3 separate regions of the Mus musculus genome follow, and all the other regions are linked to region 2. The links are chromatin loops, found by intact Hi-C in ENCODE. Cell type or tissue: heart. All regions are shown on one strand.

Region 1 (2,500 bases), 780 kb before region 2:
GATAAAACACAACTTTTTAGAACATGGTGGTCAGTAGATGTGTCTGGTGTTTGTGAAGAGCCTGTGGCATTATATAATCTTTATTAACTGGTGGGTTTGTTTGTTTTGTCTGTGCACCTGATTTCAGATAGAAAATATTGAGCTTCCCATGGATACAAAAACAAATGAAAGAAGAGGATTCTGTTTTATCACATACACAGACGAAGAGCCAGTAAAGAAACTGTTAGAAAGCAGATACCATCAAATAGGTTCTGGGAAGGTAAATCCCTTAACAACTTAGAGGATTGTGTGTGTGAAGTCAGTGTGAAGAGAAACTTGTTCTATGTTCAGAACTTGGAACATCTGCAAATTTTCTGTTTATTTACAGTGCGAAATCAAAGTTGCGCAACCCAAAGAGGTGTACAGGCAGCAGCAGCAACAACAGAAAGGAGGCAGAGGGGCTGCAGCCGGCGGAAGAGGAGGTGCTAGGGGGCGTGGAAGAGGTGAGACCTCCTTGGGCGAGTGAGCGGTACACTGAAGCAGTGAGCTGCTAGGGACCTGACCTGTAGGGAAACACAGCTAGAGTGAAACTAAAGAGCTGACTTGGGGGGGGGGGGTTGAAGCCACAGTGTAGGGGACAGGAATGGATCAGCTTGTGGTAGGATTGGGACAGTCCCAAGTTGTTTCCTAACCTTCGTTGTGCATTGTTTCAGGTCAGGGCCAAAACTGGAACCAAGGATTTAATAACTATTATGATCAAGGATATGGAAATTATAATAGTGCCTATGGTGGTGATCAGAACTATAGTGGCTATGGCGGCTATGATTATACTGGGTATAACTATGGGAACTATGGATATGGACAGGGATATGCAGACTACAGCGGTAAGAACACTTAACTCAATTGTGAAGTACTTTCCCATTCTGAACTTGTGTGTATGGGCTTACTGTTGAGATGTTTGGAGTAGTCATGTTGTATAGTCATAGGAAAGTAAGACGGTGGTTATTTTAAAATATAATTAACAGCTATTGGCTATTACTGACTGTTAAGATGGCTTGATGTTTTGATGTTCAGCATGCATAGTTTCTTATAGGGTAGATTTTTTTTTCTGTTTAGAAAAACGGTTTTCTTAGGAAACTTTGTTAGTGAAACTCATATCCTTTCCACAGGTCAGCAGAGCACTTACGGCAAGGCGTCCCGAGGGGGCGGCAATCACCAGAACAATTACCAGCCCTACTAAAGGAGGACGCTGGGAGAGCAGGTGTGTGAGATGCAGGAAAGCATTGCACTGGCTAATTTAACTTAAAGATCAATAGACAAATGAAAAACACGAGTAAATGATATGTTGTGTAGTCCTTGCTAAAGTGTTACTGTTTAATTGCTTTATGAGCCTGTTTTGCCTAAAGTGTCTATAGATCTTTAACTTTAAAGTTTTACCTCACCTTTTTTAGAACTACAGAAAAACTTAAGAGTTTTTCTGTTTGCTTTGTGTACCAGGAGGTGTAGAGGAGTAATTAAACTTTTTTAGAAGTGTTAACAGGTAAAGTACTGAAATGGGTACAACTTAAGGAAAAGAAGAATGTTGTCTTCTAACTCTGACATTATACCTTGTTTGTACCCGCCAGCGGGAACTTCATTGCAGGCCGTGTGTCACCCTGACCACGTCTATCTCTGGGGGTCGCACGTTGCGGGCAGAGCGCAAGGCATACACCAGAAAACGCTGTCCTGTGGTATGGTCTCTTCCAACTTCATGTACCAGCGTAAAGATTAAAGTGGAAAACTTCAGACTTTGGCTTCTTTTTTAATCTTTTTGGAGATTAAGTGTCTAAACTTAACTTAAATGGTTTTTTACAGGAGTTAAAGTGCATAAATGCCTTTTTACAGCTTAATCATTTTGGTCTTCTGTTTAGTGTTGTATTTCAATTGTGGAGCCTCATTTTAAGTGTTCATTCTTTAAGATTTAATGCTTGCTTTTTCTTTTTATAGCTAATAGTGAAATCTACAAACCAAAACAAGAACTTTTAAATCTGGGATATAAGTTAAAGATCATATGCACAAAGTAATTGGCTACCGTGTTACCATTATAAACCTACCTGGAATTTGTGTTGGTAGCATCCAGTTGGCTTACTAGGGATGCTTCTGTTCTGGTTGGCCCTCACTTGCTAGATGCAGATCAGGGAAGATTGCATTCCCGTGTTCTAAATTCAGTCCATCCTGTGTCATTTGGAACTCGAGTGAGTTTCAGTGCCCAAACTGTACTTTGCTGATGAACATGCGTGTGATCTTTAATTGAAGTGAGGACTTAAGCAGTCCATGAAAGTGGACCTTTGCACACTTGTGGGGCTGCACACATCTAATGGGTGTTTCGTTTTTGTTTTAGGAGGTGTAAAGAAACCATCTTACAGGACGACATTGAAGATTGCTTGATCTTCTGTTGACCTAAGATGATTATTTTGTAAAAGACTTTGTAGTGTACATGACACAATTGTGTCCAACTGTATATAGCTGCCAATTAGTTCCT
Region 2 (2,500 bases):
TGGACCCATTCTCCTTCACAGAACAGACACCAGAGATAAACAAAAGGCTCAGGGTTTTTAGAATAAACTGCGGGGCTTAAGGAGAAGCATCTGTAGAATATGCGTAGGATAGTGAAGCAGGAAGTATGAGAGAGACAGGGACCAGCCAAGACCAGCCAAGGAACATGAACGTTAGGTTAAAAGAGGCTCTTTCCATCCCAGAGAGAAGATGCAGGGACCTTAGAGGAGGAACCGTGTTGCTCCATGTTAATAAGGCCAATTACAGTCTATGGGATGGTCCTACAGTGTTTATGTATGAACGGAAGCTTACAAAGCCTGCTTTTCATACTCAGGGTCACAGCTGCAAAGTCTCCAAATCTTGTGCATTTCCCCCCATGGGTAAGGTATCTTTATTTCAACTTCTTCCCTTACCTTTCTATCACGCGTAGGAGAGTATTGAGTTCTTACCTCTATATTTATTTTTTTCTTTTCTAAAATAGTTATCAGGTATTCAATGGCTGATTCAATTAAGTAGCTGTCTACAATGATAAAAACAACCTTCACCGAGGACCAGCCTTACACACTAGAGTATCTTCCTTTCCTTTGCGAAAGTTCTAACACCTGTAATTTTACATGTGGATTGAATAGCAGTTTATTTAGCGTTTGCCCTCCAGGAGCCAGTAAGCTTCTGGGACCAGCCGGTTGCGGCCACCAGTGTGCCCCCAGCGTTTATTACAATACCCAACACTCAGCAAGTGCTTCGTGGTTCCTCTCAGATCTCCTCCGAAAGTTACACGGACAGTAACCTTCAGCTCATAATTATGATAATAGATACTGTACAACGAGTCGAGCCGGTATTTACAGGTAGAGCACACAAGGCAAATGAATACACACTCGGCGACACATGAGTGCACAAACAGCCGCGGGCAGCGACACGAAGGAGGAAACGCGCGCCGGAGTGGGCCCTGCCCAGGCTGCGGAGACCCGCTGCGCCAGCAAGCCAGCCTCTGCAGCGTGGGTGGGTACGGCCGCAGCGTCACGGGAGTCCCTACCCGCGGAACCCTGGCAAGTCCCCGAGCGCCCGCTGCAGGGCGGCGTGGGCGGAGAGCTGCGCCACGATTGGCCAGCGCAGGATGGGCGTGGCCTGCGGCGGGCGGGGGCGTGGCCTGCGGCAGGAGGCGGGCATTTCCCCAGCAAGGGGGTGTGCGCGGCTCGGGCTGGAGTTTCAGTATAAACAAGGACCCCGACTGGATCGGCGGGTTTTCCCTTTCTTCTGGCGTTCGACCCTTCCCGGTCCTGAGCTCGCCTTTTGGGGCGCCTCGGTACGGCAGCCAGGAGGCAGAGGCTCCGAGCTGTGTGCGGGTAGGTGCTCCAGGGGACCCCGCGGCGGGATGGCGGGAGCGGGCTGCGCCGGCGCTGCTCCGGAACGGCGCCGGCTGTCCAGTGCGCCCCGGCGTGGCGGGAGATCCTCGGCTGGCGAGCATTGGCAGAGCCACAGAACTAGGAGTTCTCGCGCCTGCTGCTTCCGTGCCCCGGGCTGCCGCGCTCCCAACAGGTGCGGGGCTGAGCACTGACGACCCGGGGACCCGGGGATCTGGGGACGCTGTGCTGCGCCTCGCCCCGGCCAGGCCTTCTGTTTGGAGATCTTAGATATTGAGGGTTTGTCTGAGTTGGAGTCTCGTTCATCCTTTTTGCTTTCCCTCTCAGCTTCTTGTGCATACCTAGGGTTGTTTCCATGTACTTTTTGGCTAGTTTCCTAGGGTGCTTGAGAGTGTTCAGGCTGTTGTTTATTTTTTGCTGCAGTTTCCTTATAATTTAAGGTCTGACTCCCAGGAACAGTCAGGGAAACAGGACTTGTGTGTTCCCCAGGCTCGTATGCAAACTTGAACAAGTAGCCTGTTTTTTGTTTTGCTTTGTGACCCAGGTGAGTTGCCTTCGGACACTAGCCTGGGTGATAATAACGTGGCCCGGGGTACCTGGTAGCCTCGTGGGCTGAGTGCGTGAGGGAGGCTCCTCTTTATTGGAGAGCCCCGGGAATAACTTCAGCAGCACTGTACTAGAGAAAAGGGCAAACGCGGAAACGGAGGTGTTCTCTCTCGCTCTCTCGCTCTATCGCTCTGTCTCTGTCTCTCTGTCTCTCTCTCTGAGTGTGCGTGTGATTTGACTATTCCTTGCCACCTTACCCCATCCAAATTGGTTCAGTTCAGGCGAAGCACTGTGGCTAAGGCACTGACAGTGCGGCGAGGTGTTCTCTCGCACAGCGTGGTAAAGGGCGCTAGGAGAGCATCTGGGCTGCAGTTTTCTCTTGTGAATGTAAATGTGCCCGTTTGCAGATGGATTCGGGGCGTATGGTGTATATGGATAAATATGCACGCATACTTGTGTATGTATGTTTGGGTGAACGCGTCTCCAAGGAGTCCTTCGTCAGCAGCGCCATGTGACAATGGCCTGGAACTGCTGGTGTGCGTAGAGCTATATTTAGCCCTGACAGTGTCTCACTGGGAGGACGGGTCTTGAGCTG
Region 3 (2,500 bases), 220 kb before region 2:
TCCACTATGTGGATGATATCACGTCCATCTCCTTTCAACAAGTAAGCTCAAGCTCCACCCAGATGTCTTTATTTAGAAGACTCAAAAATAGATGCGTGTCTCCAAAGAGAGCAGATAAAGAAATATTTTAAGCAGGACATACTGTTTTCAGGCAACAAGACCATGTGATCATGGAAATAGTACCAGGCATCTGTTATCAAAATGTTCTCTTTTTTAAGTGATTGTTTTATTCATTGTTAAACACTCCTCTATTTGGAGGGACAAACTTAAAATAAAAAAATAGACAGTTAATTCATACAGTTATTGTCAAATATTGAGAAGTATTTCCTAGATACTGTTATCTAAGAATCTTTTATATAATCTCTTGTACTACAGAAAGCACTGGAAGCTGTGTCTAGCAGACCTGAGAGTCATCATAAGATTTGATGGCTCTTCAGTATCCAGGGGGAGTCAGTGAAGCTCTGTGAAACAGGGGCTTTGTGGCTTCTAACATCCCACTGCAAAATACCAGTACAAAGATTTTAGCATTCAAGACAAAATTACCCATAAATACATTGAGTCGGATTGTGTGCTTGCTCGACGTTGAAAGTAAGTGGCTCCTAATGCTTTGTCAAGTCCTCTGAGCTGGGAGACTCAGGGGTTAAAGCCACCTTGCTGTTGGTGTATCCCTGTCACTTGCCTCTGGAATATTGATTGCTCAGTTTCTTCATTAGTAATTAAATGAGATTAAAATTATAATATTTTCCTTCTATACACTGTTAGATGGTCCTCAAATTTCCTGGCATTCAGAGTACTTCAGAAACTACAGCTTTAAAATGAGCAGAGGCTCCTTGTAGATGGTAGGGAATAGAATGCGATTTATCAAGGTATGAATGACAGAAAGGAATGCCCTAAGAGATGCCCAAGGATAGAATGACGAATGAAAAATTGAAGTTGTGGGGATCCGTGCAGAAAAACAGAATTGTTTGTGCAAAAGCCTTGGTTGGGTTTCCCTCACATACAAATAAATTGATATCAAGCTACTCTGTTAAAATCACTCATATCCTGAAGTGAAGGCATATCTGTCAGGAGGTTGTCAACTTACCTCAGCTAACCACATAAAGTCCTCTACAGCTGTGATAGGCAGCCCTTGAGAGTTTCCTAAGGTGGGGCTGGCAGAGAGTAAAGTTTTACAGTCACAAGGACCAGTCATTGGATCTTGGGGAAAGGCTATGGCCTTGGCTGAGGTAGTGGTTCCCTGCTGGGTGCTATGAAAGAACAGTCAGTGCTCTTAACTGCTGAACCACCTCTCCAGCCCTCTTGTATCTTGTTTTGTCCTATTTGGCTATAGCCTCTCAAGTCATGCTCTTTTCTGAAGAAGAATTAGAGGAGGGGTGAGTTTGGGGGGAGAGAGGAGATGGGGGGGTAGCCAGGAAGAGTGGAGGGAAGGGAAACTGGTTAGGATATAGTATATGATAGAAGAATCTGTTTTCAATTTTAAAAAATGTACTATCAGGGCTGGAGAGATGGCTCAGCAGTTAAGAGCATTGACTACCCTTCCAAAGGTCCTGAGTTTAATTCCCAGCAACCACATAGTGGCTCACAACCATCTGTAATAGGTAACCAATGCCGTCTTCTTCTGTGTCTGAAGGCAGTGACAGTGTACCCACATATATGAAATAGATATGGCGGGGGGTGGAGCGAGCAGGGCCAGAAAAAAAAAGTACTGTCCTGGGAAATTAATGAACAGAGTATGTATGTGTATGTGCATGTGTGTATGAGAGGAGAGAGAGAGAGAGAGAGAGAGAGAGAGAGAGAGAGAGAGAGAAAGAGAATGAATGAATTTGTGTGTGTGTGTGTGTGTTAAGGAGAATTATTCTTAGATGCTAATTCCATGCAGGACAAGGGAGTCTTCCCTTCACAGAAAAGCAAGAGTTCTTTTAAAGCAGAGTGACTGTCCCCTGTAGTCCTTACGATCTTTCAAACTTCAAGGATTTCTGGATCAAGCCTCTGGCTCTTCTCTCTGATGTTTGTGATCAGTGTAACCCGGCAGGTAGCTTATTGTTTTAGTGGCCCTAGGGTGGGAATATCAATTACCTATTAGGGAGAATGAACTGAGACCCAGAAGAGACACTTAATCCACCAAAGGTCACACACACAGGTCAATGACAGTCTAGGACCTAGGACAGTCAACAAAGCTTTATTCCCCTCAAGTCCCAGGTTTTTCCAGCACAGAAAGCAAGCTGGCTTCCTCTCGAAGATGGATCCTTCCTCGGCAGCATCTGACACTCCATTTTTCTTAATTACCAATCACGGTGCTCAGAGAGATGGGTGTCTTTGTAAGCCTGAAAATGGCAAGCTCCGGCTGCTCAACTATGAAGCATTACCCACGCTGAAAGGGACATATTATGTCTCTTTCAAAAAGAAGTAACAATGAAAAATTCCACTCAGAGAAAACTAATTCCTTTACCCGAGGAATCAATTTCCCAAGTCTGATGCACTGTGTGTAACTAGAGTGGGT

The links. A loop is a pair of places that touch in the nucleus more often than their neighbours do. Peaks named below come from ENCODE experiments on the same cell type or tissue, not always from the same donor. Only the 100,000 strongest peaks of a DNase experiment are listed, where the experiment ranks them.
Region 1: it touches region 2 in a loop (4-fold over the local background); 6 of 42 quality-filtered maps call a loop at or near these places.
Region 3: it touches region 2 in a loop (6-fold over the local background); 4 of 42 quality-filtered maps call a loop at or near these places.

The regions. Positions count from the first base shown.
Region 1 is chr5:100,034,844-100,037,343 of GRCm38, reverse strand. Hnrnpdl (heterogeneous nuclear ribonucleoprotein D-like) reads left to right here. Exons shown (of 8, transcript NM_016690.4): 4 at 128-259; 5 at 368-482; 6 at 693-863; 7 at 1,149-1,240; 8 at 2,360-2,500. The coding sequence ends at 1,219. Among named protein-coding and RNA genes, the nearest start is that of Hnrnpdl, 3.1 kb to the left of the region's middle. In heart, a CTCF peak has its summit at 1,181; no DNase peak of the experiment used is centred here; H3K4me3 peaks cover 1,043 bases.
Region 2 is chr5:99,251,555-99,254,054 of GRCm38, reverse strand. It overlaps Rasgef1b (RasGEF domain family, member 1B), which reads left to right and starts at 1,128. Exons shown (of 14, transcript NM_181318.4): 1 at 1,128-1,341. In heart, a CTCF peak has its summit at 1,092; DNase peaks (open chromatin) are centred at 1,174 and 2,484; H3K4me3 peaks cover 2,024 bases; H3K27ac peaks cover 1,974 bases.
Region 3 is chr5:99,469,504-99,472,003 of GRCm38, reverse strand. The region is part of intron 2 of A930011G23Rik (RIKEN cDNA A930011G23 gene); the gene reads left to right. Among named protein-coding and RNA genes, the nearest start is that of Gm42125, 17 kb to the left of the region's middle. In heart, no CTCF peak of the experiment used is centred here; a DNase peak (open chromatin) is centred at 1,203; H3K27ac peaks cover 1,075 bases.